2 separate regions of the Homo sapiens genome follow, and region 1 is linked to region 2. Evidence: read pairs that join two places in POLR2A ChIA-PET (ENCODE). Cell type or tissue: Panc1. All regions are shown on one strand. Links, peaks and the distances in the headings refer to the core of each region. The heading gives the core; the rest is flanking DNA. Region 1 overlaps NF1 (neurofibromin 1). Region 2 has its middle 46 kb from the start of RNF135.

What was found. Peaks named below come from ENCODE experiments on the same cell type or tissue, not always from the same donor. Only the 100,000 strongest peaks of a DNase experiment are listed, where the experiment ranks them.
Region 1: POLR2A ChIA-PET joins it to region 2 with 6 read pairs; 9 of 35 experiments call an interaction of 5 or more read pairs at or near these places.

The regions. Positions count from the first base shown.
Region 1 is chr17:31,098,959-31,104,339 of GRCh38, forward strand. The region is part of intron 1 of NF1 (neurofibromin 1); the gene reads left to right. Among named protein-coding and RNA genes, the nearest start is that of MIR4733HG, 6.2 kb to the left of the region's middle. RefSeq lists a silencer at 4,705-4,886. In Panc1, for the core only: no CTCF peak of the experiment used is centred there; no DNase peak of the experiment used is centred there; H3K27ac peaks cover 450 bases.
Region 2 is chr17:31,014,246-31,019,626 of GRCh38, forward strand. It overlaps the pseudogene LOC107984974. Among named protein-coding and RNA genes, the nearest start is that of RNF135, 46 kb to the left of the region's middle. In Panc1, for the core only: CTCF peaks have their summits at 1,594 (motif pointing right) and 1,801; no DNase peak of the experiment used is centred there.

The DNA of each region.
Region 1 (5,381 bases), core at 51-5,050, 85 kb after region 2:
TAATAGTTTCAACTGTTTATAAAACTTTTGAATTTTGGATTATATTATCTGTACTTTGCTTTACTGGGCCCAGGGGGAGTTAAGCTTTCCTTCTTATTACAGCTAAGAGTTTGCCTGTTGGACCACTTAACGCCCCCAGGGAGCATGTGCATGTCTAAAGATGGCAACTCTGTTTATGATTGCTGTTTTGGTTGGATTTCTAATATTCGGTGTGATTAAAGCAGAAATGCATTTCTAGCCACTGCTGATTACAGACATATTGCACTCTGATGGGTATCGCTTAGCAACTTAGTGCAGTAGACTCAGTTAAAAGAAGTGGATGTGTGCCATATTGACATTTTGAGCTCACATTCTTGTGGGTAATATAAAATTCCTTAACCTGATAATATTGCAGCTAAACCTAGTATTTAGGGTCTAAGTTGAATGAGTATTACCAATTTTAGAAGTAATCACCTCCTTGGTTAGGGAAATGACAGTTGCACAGGTGGACAGCCAGAAAGCTGAATGTTATCAGTTAAATCTTACATCTCTCCTTAACCTGCCTTCGTGGTGCCAAATAGCAAGTTTCTAATTGAAACTGACAAATTGTAGGTGTGTAGCTTTTTTTTTTTTTTTTTTGAGACAGAGTTTCGCTCTTGTCTCCTAGGCTGGAGTGCAATGGGGAGATCTCAGCATACTGCAACCTCTGCCTCCTGGGTTCAAGCCATTCTCCTGCCTCAGCCTCCCAAGTAGCTGGGATTACAGGCGCCCACCACCACGCCTGCCTAATTTTTGTATTTTTAGTAGAGACGGGGGTTTCACCGTGTTGGCCAGGCTGGTCTCCAACTCCTGGCTTCAGGTGATCCACCTGCCTTGGCCTCCCAAAGTGCTGGGATTACAGGCGTGAGCCACCACGCCCGGCCATGTGTAGCTTTTAATTGTGGTTCATTAACCCAGTTTCTAAGCAAATTAGAACCTTCTGTGTATCTCCCCTAGTTCTGTATGCCCCACTGGTTCCTGTAGAGCTTTATTTCTGAAGGGAAGTATGGGAAAACTATGGATATTTGAACTAAAAAAAAAAAAAAAAGAATTAAAAAGAACTCCATCCCAAAATGATTTGTTGTAAATATGTTCATTTAAAGCAATTATATTTTCCATATCTGATCAAGCAAAAGTAGTACATAAAAGCCAAAAAACCCAATTTAAAGAATATGTTATGGAATAAACTCTGATTTTAGAGGTTGTAGTAGCATATTTGTTGTTCTCATACATTGAGTGTTCATCTGAATGTACGTTGAATATGCGGTGAGTGATTCACAGTATAAAATGATTGGCAAGTATCTTCGAAATTACAAACCACATACTGATTAGACAAATAGATTTGCAAAACTGAAGCTTTTTGGATTTAAAAAATATCTCCTAGCCTCATTCTTCAAGCCTGGTGTGTAATTTTTATAAGGCCTTATAGTAGTTGAAAATGAGTACTCTTTTATGGTGACGAATTCTTTATGGTGAGTGAGAAATAATGCTTATTCTTCCAATTTTAGTATATGTGGTGCTGAATCGAGCACAATAATGCTTATTCTTTGCTTCGGAATTTTTTAATTTATTATTATTGTTATTTTAAATTTTTATTTATTTATTTATTTTGAGATGGAGTCTCACTCTGTCGCCCAGGCTGGAGTGCAGTGGCGCGATCTCAGCTCACTGCAACGTCTGCCTCCTGGGTTCAAGCGATTCTCCTGCCTCAGCCTCCCAAGTAGCTGGGACTACAGGCGCATGCCACCACGCCCAGCTAATTTTGTATTTTTAGTAGAGACAGGGTTTCACCGTGCTAGCCAGGATGGGTCTGAATTTCTTGATGTCGTGATCCACCTGCCTTGACTTCCCAAAGTGCTGGGATTACAGGCATGAGCCACCGTGCCCGGCCCGGAATTCATCCTTTAGAAAGATTTCTTCCAGCTGTTCCTCAGTTCTCTGCACTCCCTTACACTTTCCACCTTATCTGTCTGGGAACTAATTTAGTCTTTATGTTGGCTGCTTTCTTTTCACTTTTCAGGCTAAGATTTCCTTTCTCTTGGAAATCAGACGTTTACTTGGTCCTGCAGCTCTCTCTCTGTGGACCAGTCTTTTTTGTTGTTGTTGTTGCCAGATACTCACCGCCTCTACTGTTTATCCACCCATTTCCTTTATAACTCTGAAAAGTAGCTCCTGCCTCTGCTTGATTGCTGTTTTCTTGAAAGTGATTACTTCTGGCAAAACATAGTGGTCATTGCTTAGTTGTAATGCCACTGTGATGTTCCACTCCCCCCGGAAACCAATCTCTTCCAGTTCCCAAGACACAATACTTTTCTACTGAATTGGAGTTCCTTAGCGGGGGTCTTAGTTTTGTTCTGCTATTCAGTGCCTTTGTCCCTATCCTAGCCATTAGCTTTCCTATAGATCCTTGATTTCCTCATCTGTTGAAAAAGAAATGGCTAGAAAATCTTTTAGATTCTTTCAAGTTTAAATATTCGATGATTTTAATATTCTAACAGCATGTCTCTGTGACCCAGCAGTCTATTGGGAGCTGACCCCACTTGATTTACCAAACTCTTTCCCATTATGCCTCTGCATGCACCTATGTTCCAGGCAGGTCACCTCAGTCTCTTCTGTGTGTATCATGCTTCTTCCCACTTCTTGGCCTTTATTTCTGCCAGTCTCTGCCTGAATGCTTTAATTCCTCCTTTGTGCTTTTCTAATTCCTGTCCATCCTTCAATGTTCAGCTCAGATTTCATTTTTTTTTTTTCCCCATGAGGTTGTTTCAGACTAAACTCTGCTATCTCACTTCTTGGTATCCTTGTTACCTGGAGTTTTACAGAACCACACAGTAAGTTTTCTTCCTTTAGGAGGATTGTTTGAACACAGCTTGGCTTTGTTTTCTTTTTTTCTTGTCTTTTTATCAAATGGAGTGCATACTTTCTGAAAAGCAAAGAACGCTATTTGAATTCTCTTCTAGTCACCCCAGTGCCCAGCACAGTCTTAAACACACAGAACATTGATGGAATGTTTTTCATATGATTCCTGGTTGAAGGGTAGACTGGCTAAATAAAAAAAGTGGTACTTTTGGCTTTGTTTTACTGAATTTTACTTCCATGTTTGCAATAGCCTAGGTCTGATAAGTGATATTTTAACTAGGAATGAGTAAGAAAATTAGCATAAAGAAGGAATTTATACATATTTATATTTCCTCCCATAGAGCAAACATGTTTTTTGAATCAGGTTTCAGATCTGATCAACTACTTTTGTAATTTTGGATTTGTCACTTACTGTTAGGATATTTTGCAATGGTGTGATAGAATATGAATGTGAAGCACTTTGAAAAGTCTAAAATTTTTCTAATATAAGATTTATATGTTTTCTTTATAGCTTATTATTATTATTATTTTTTGTGTGTGTGACAGAGTCTTGCTCTGTCACTCAGGCTAGAGTGCAGTGTAGCTTATTACTGATTATTGTGTTTTCATTAAATAAGGGAGAGTAGGCCAGGTGCGGTAGCTGATGCTTGTAATCCCAGCACTTTGGGAGGCCCATGTGGGAGGACTGCTTGAGGCCTTGAATTCAAGACCAGGCTGTGCAACATAGTGAGATGCTGTCTCTAAAAAAAATTAGTTGGGTGTGGTGGCATGTGCCTGTAGTCGCAGCTACTCAGGAGGCTGAGGCAGGAAGATCACTTGAACCCAGGAGTTCAAGCATACAGTGAGCCATGATTGTGCCACTGTACTCCAGCTTCGGTGACAGAGTGAGACCCTGTCTTCCAAAAAAAAAAAAAGAGAGCGTGACTAGTCTCTGGATATTCCTTTGTATGTACCTTGGCCAATATATACCTTACTTTAGTATCCATTGACAAGTTCTCTTTTTTCTTCTTCTTCATTTTTTTTTTTTTGAGATAGAGTCTCGCTCTATTGCCCAGGTTGGAGTGCAGTGGCACGATCTCAGCTCACTGCAAGCTCCACCTTCTGGGTTCAAGCGATTCTCCTGCCTCAGCCTCCCAAGTAGCTGGCATTACAGGCACGTACTACCACACCTGGCTAATTTTTGTATTTTTAAAAGAGACAAGGGTTCGCCATGTTAGCTGGTCTCAAACTACTGACCTCAAACAATCCACCTGCCTCAGCCTCCCAAAGTGCTGGGATTATAGGCATAAGCTGTGGTGCTGGTCTAATATTGTTACATTTTATTTTAAATGTTCCTGTTTTTTGCCCTACTCTTTTTATTTGACTTTTTAACCATTAGGAAATTAGATTCTTTTCTCAAATCTGCTTTATTATTATTATTATTTTGAGACAAGTTCTCGCTTTCTCGCCTAGGCTGGAGTGTAGTGGTACAATTTTGGCTCACTGCAACCTCTGCCTCCCGGGTTCAAGTGATTCTCCTGCCTCAGCCTCCCAAGTAGCTGGGATTACAGGCGTGTGCCACCACACCCAGCTAATTTTTTTGTATTTTTAGTAGAGGCAGGGTTTTACCATGTTGGCTAGGCTGGTCTTGAACTCCTGACCTGAGGTGATCCGCCCGCTTCAGCCTCCCAAAGTGCTGGGATCACAGGCTTGAACCACCGTGCCTGGCCCTATTTTTGTATTTTTACTATAGACGGGGTTTTGCCATGTTGGCCAGGCTGGCCTCAAACACCTGCCTCAGCCTCCCAAAGTGCTGGGATTACAGATGCAAGCCACTGCACCTGGCCTTAAGTCTGCTTTTAAAAAATGTTTTGGCTGGGTGCGGTGGCTCATGCCTATAATTCAAGCTTTTTGGGGGGCTGAGGTGGGAGGATCACTTGGGCCTCAGAGTTTGAGACCAGCCTGGGCAACAGAGTGAGACCCCATCTCTACAAAAAGTAAAAAAAACAAATAAAAAAAAAATCAGCCAGTGTGCATTGGTTGAAAGTAAAGAAAAGAAAAAAAACAGACAAATTAGCCAAGTGTGGTAGTATATGCTACTTGGGAGGCTGAGTCAGGATTGCTTGAGCCCAGGAAATTAAGGCTGCAGTGAGGCATGATTGCACCACTGCACTCTGGCCTGGGTGAGACCCTGTCTCAAAAAAAATTTTTTTTTTTAATATGGAGAAAGTATTTTTGTTTTTCGTTTTTTATTTGGGTACCGGCCACTGCACCCAACCAAACATTTTGTCCTTAAACAAAAGTTTAAGTCATATAATACAGTAGTAAGAATGCCTTATTTTTTACATCTTTGTTCTTTAAATTACTCAGATTGCTATGGGGCATTTTTGTTGTAGCTTTCAAATTTGGTATTCTGGGGTTCTATGTAGACTCTATATTGTTGCATTCTAACGACATACTTTTAAGGATAAGCAGCGTATTAATTAAAAATGTGTTTTCCACTTGTGTTCCTTAGGTCTGCGTAT
Region 2 (5,381 bases), core at 100-5,099:
GATCCTCCCACCTCAGCCTCCTGAGTAGCTGAGACTACAGACGTATGCCACCACCCTTGGCTAACTTTTAAATTTTTTTTGTAGAGGTGGGGTCTTACTGTGTTGCCCAGGCTGGTCTCAAACTCCTGGGCTCAAGTGATCCTTTCGCCTCAGCCTCCCAAAGTGCTGGGATTACAGGCATGAGCCACTGTGCCTGACTAATTTTTAATTCTTTTTATTTTAATTTTTTAAAAAAGCAAGAAACCAGCAGAGAGATTTAATTCTTCAACTAGTTTAATAACACCCAAAGGGAAAGTATAGAAATGTGATTTTTTGTTTTTGCTTATAAACATAAATTTATATGTTTAAGTAGTAGAGCGGAAGTAACAAGATGGAGTAAATACTTCCCAGGAGGAAATACTTCATGAATTGAGGGTGGAGGTAAAAACATTCTTCCATTGAACACATTTATAAATGGTTAGGTGTTATTGAAATACTATGCATAACACTCAGCTTCAAGAACAATATAGTCAAATAGATTTAATACCCTAACTTACCAAGTTTGTTTGAAACATAACCCTTAAGTTTTGGTCTTCCTTTATTATTTGAAGGTGATAGATCACAGAATCATAGAATTGGGGAACTGATAGGTGATTTGTCTGTCCTTGAACCTTGGCAAATTAGTATCTTAAAAAAATTAGCATTGATACCAACATGCAAAATTTCTCCAGTCACCAACACTTAACACTGTTTTGTTGTACTATTTTCAGCTGTCCACAGGAAATCTACTGTATTCCAATATGTCTAACATGTGAAGTGTCATTTTTGTCTAACATTTTTAGTTCCACCTTTTAAATTTTTGTCAAAAAAATCATTTTCATTATGGCTTTGGGCCGAAAACTGTATTGTCATCTTTGATACAAGTTTCTTATTGATTTGTATTAGATCTTTCAGAATAGCTCTCTTAATTTTCATTTCCTTTCCCTTTCCATATGACTTTCCTCGTTCAGGGTCTTTTCATCCTACTGTTGGATGATTACAACAGCTTCATATATGGTCGCCTCTAATCTTTCTTTCTCCTAGTGGGCCCTGAATACCACTGATAGGAAAATATGACTGTAATTACAGCCATGCTCAAGAACCTGAAATGGCTCCCTGTTATCTACCTCAATCAGTCCAAGCCCTATTGTCTGACTTCTAAGCTCCTCTTACTGGCTCATGCATATTTCCAACAGTATTTACTTTTACACCTTAGCACAAACTCTTTGGTTAGACTCTTCAAAGTCTTTTAAATACTACATTGTCATACCCTCGTTGGCGCTCTTCCATTGCTAGGAAAGTCCTCCTTTTCCTGTATGTATTTAAAGCAGCAGTCCCCAACCTTTTTGGCACAGGGACTGGTTTTGTGCAAGACAGTTTTTCCAAGGATGTGGGGAGCAGGGGATGTGTTGGGATGAAACTGTTCCATCTCAGATCATCAGGCATTAGATTCTTGTAAGGAGCGCACAACCTAGATCCCTTGCACGCGCAGTTCACAATAGGGTTCCAGCTCCTATGAGCATCTAATGCTGCTGCTGATCTGACAGAAGGTGGAGCTCAGGCCATAATGCTTGCTCTCCTGCTGCTCACCTCCTGCTGTGTGGCCCGGTTGTAACAGGCCACAAACTTGTACCGGCCCATGGTCCAGGGGTTGGAGACCCCTGCTTTAAAGCCCAGATGAGTTCCCCTCTCCCCTAAAGCCCTTTCTTTACTGTTCAGATTCAAGTTGTTCTCCTGATTTTCTGAGCTCTTACTTGTACTCACTGTTGAACCATGTAGTAAATGAGAGGTAAAATCCAGCATAGTGGTTAAGATCATGAAGTCGAGAGCCAGATGGGTTTAGCATCTATACTTTAGACCCTGGCTCTGCCACTTACTACTGTGTGACCTTGGGCTACTTAATTGACCCCCTTGTGCCTTAGTTTCCTCATCAGTAAAATAGGGAAAATAATAATATCTACCTTAGAGGGTTATTGTAAGGATTAAGGATGAATGTAAAGTATTTAGAATAGTACCTAACATAGTGATATGCGTTTACATTATAATCAGTATCACTAAGCACTTGTTTATTCTCAGGTATTTTTGTTTCTGGTTTTTGTTTTTGTTTTGCGTATAGTATTTTTTAATCTTTCCACTTAGATAGTAAGCTCTTTTAAGCCAGAGTGTTACATCTTTTGTTTCGGTCTCATTTTTCTTGGTAGTTATTCAGCAAAACCCATTTTCTAATTTGATTTCTCTGTAGCCTGTGTTCCTGTATAAAAACCTCTAATAAGCTCTCCTTTAAATGAGCTACTGAGGGAGACATTTGGAAAGAAAAAGCCATGAATGGTTACAAGAATTCACCTTCCTGGGGTCAGAGGGCTGGTAACAACTTACAAAAACTTCCACCTTATGAATTAGTCTCTAGATTTTGGTAGTTTAAACTGGGAACATTTTGAGGCAGAAACGAGACAAGTATAGTTTTGGTGTTTTATATAGAAGTAACTTTTAGTCTTTTTTAAAAAAATGGAATATTCATTTATAGCTGTTAAACTTTTTTAAAAATAATGGAATAATCTTTTGTAGCAAATGGAATGTTTGTATAATCTATCTCACATGTCAAATTATTAATTTCAAAAATCTTTTTCACAGGACTTCCTGATCCATTTGCTAAGGTGGTGGTTGATGGATCTGGGCAATGCCATTCTATAGATACTGTGAAGAATATGCTCGATCCAAAGTGGAATCAGCATTATGACCTGTAGGTTTAAACGATTAGTTTGAAATGAAACATATAATTAATATTACTTGATATAGTCTTTGAAAAGAATCGTGGGAAATGATCTGAGTTTCATCTATGCTATAATTTGGTCTTCACAAAAGGTGTAAAGAAAAGCCCAGTGGGAATGTGCTTTGGTTTATAGACAGGTTTTGAAAGATGAGGTATCCCTAAAATTCTATGAAGAACAAAATGAAACTGGCTCACAGTAGAGCAGTCCCCCCAACTTTTTTCAATTAAATAAAGGTATTAATTCACCACTTTAGACCAATTATAAAACCAGAAATCAGAATTTTGATTACACTGAATAGGCATTCTTTTTGCCTTTATGTAGAGGGTTTCTTTCTTTTAAATTTTATTTTAATCATAGGAGTATATGCACCATTTAAAAAAGGCAAATGATACTATAAAGGTTTTATGGAAAACAGCAAGGTCCCTGGTCCTTTCTCATTCCTGATTCCCATCCTCAAGGCAACTGCTCTAATAACTTTGGCTGTTTATTCTGGTATTTTCATCTGTTTCTAGATATGTTCCTTATTTTATACCATCACAGTTTTCTTTTTTCAGTTTTATGTAATTTTTTTTTTTTTTTTTGAGACAGAGTCTTGCACTGTCACCCAGGCTGGAGTGTAGTGGCACCATCTTGGCTCACTGCAATCTCTGCCTCTTGGGTTCAAGCAATTCTCCTGCCTCAGCCTCCCGAGTAGCTGGGAATGCAGGTGCCCACCACCATGCCCAGCTAATTTTTGTACTTTTAGTAGAGACAGAATTTCACCATGTTGGCTAGGCTCGTCTCGAACCCCTGACCTCAAGTGATCTGCCTGACTCGGCCTCCGAAAGTGCTAGGATTACAGATGTGAGCCACTGCGCCCAGCCTAGTTTTAGATATTTTCGAATTTCCTACATAGAAGATAATTCAGCTTTATTTTTTATTAAAAATTCTTTTAAAATTAGAGACAGTCTCACTCTGTTGCTCAGGCTGGAGTGCAGTGGCATAATCATAGCTCACTGCAGCCTCAAACTCCTGGACTCAACGGATCCTCCCACCTCACCCTCCTGAGTAGCTGTAACTACAGGTGCATGCCACCATGCCAAACTAATTTTTTTTTTTTTTTTGGTAATTTTCTGTAGAGATGGGGTCTTCCTATATTGCCCAGTCTGGTTTTGAATTCCTGGGCCCAAGTGATTCTCCCTCCTTTGCCTCCCAAAGTATTTGGATTACAGGCATGGGGTATGATGCCCAGCCCAGTGGTTCAGCTTTTAAAATTGGTATTCGTCATCCCCATTCCCATGACACTCACAAGCCCCTTCCTTTCTTTAATCTTCCAATATAATTATAGGAACCTTTTTGATTAAACCATTGTTCCATGTTTACATTATTATGATTATGTAAATATCCATAGTTGGGTCACATGGGTACAAGAATTATATTTTCTTTCTTGACAGCTTTTGTTTTTTCTGAAGTTAGTAGCTACTTTTCCCTTTTGTTTAGTTTTCTATTTATCTCCTAGCTAGAAATGAGAAATTACATGTCATAATCCTCAAACTCTCCTACAGAACTAAAGATCTTTTCTCCATATATTCAATTCTGTCAGTATTCCATTGGCTTTGTTTCTTCTTGGAGATACCCCTCCTGGGGGTCTGTGTTCTCTTTCTTCAGTCTGGTGTGATGGTTCTCTAAGACCTGCTGTGCAGTTGTCCTGGGACTTGCCTTTATTGTTATGTTGGCAATTTCCTTTGTCTCTTCTAGATTTAGTGACTCTCTTGATTTGGTGAACCCTATCTTCTGTTGTCATTTTGAGAAATAATACAAAGATGGGGAGAAAGTTGAGATCTTATCAGAAAATATATTTTGGTTTCTTATCTGTTGGTATGGTTTGAGTACAGGCTTCTAGATGAAATAGCACTTTATCTCCAAATGTTGAATACATTGCTCCATTATCTTCTAGGTTTAGATTTGTACTGTTGAGTAGAAATATAATGTAAGCCACAAATGGGAGTTCATCTGTAATTTTAAATTTCCTAGTATCCACATTAAGATAAGTAAAAAGAAACAGATGACATTAAGCATAATAAACTGGGCATGGTGGCTTGCACCTGTAATCCAGCTACTCGGGAGGCTGAGATGGGAGGATAACTTGAGGCCAGGAGTCTGTGACCACACTGGGCAACATAGCAAGACCCGTAATACAATATAGTTATATTATGCATAATAAGCATAATTTATTATGCTGAAAATTAAGCATAATATATGTTATTTAATTCAATATATCAAAAATATTTTCAACATGGTAGTATAAAAATATTGAGCTACTTATTTATGTATATATACATATTTACTATGTCTTTGAAAAATCAGTGGTTTTCTCATTTTATGTTAAGAAAAATCAGTGGTTTCTTTTGCAGCTTGCCTCAATGTGGACTAGCCACATTTGAAGTACTCAAAGGTCCCATGTGGTTGGTGGATACCATTTTGGACAGTGTAGGTTCAGAGTATTGCTGATGGCATCCTGATTTTGGTCTGTCATGACTGTTGTTTTCCACTGGAAGTTTCTTTATTCGTCTGTCGCTTGTTATTTTCCTTTAAAAAAATTGTAGCCCCCCT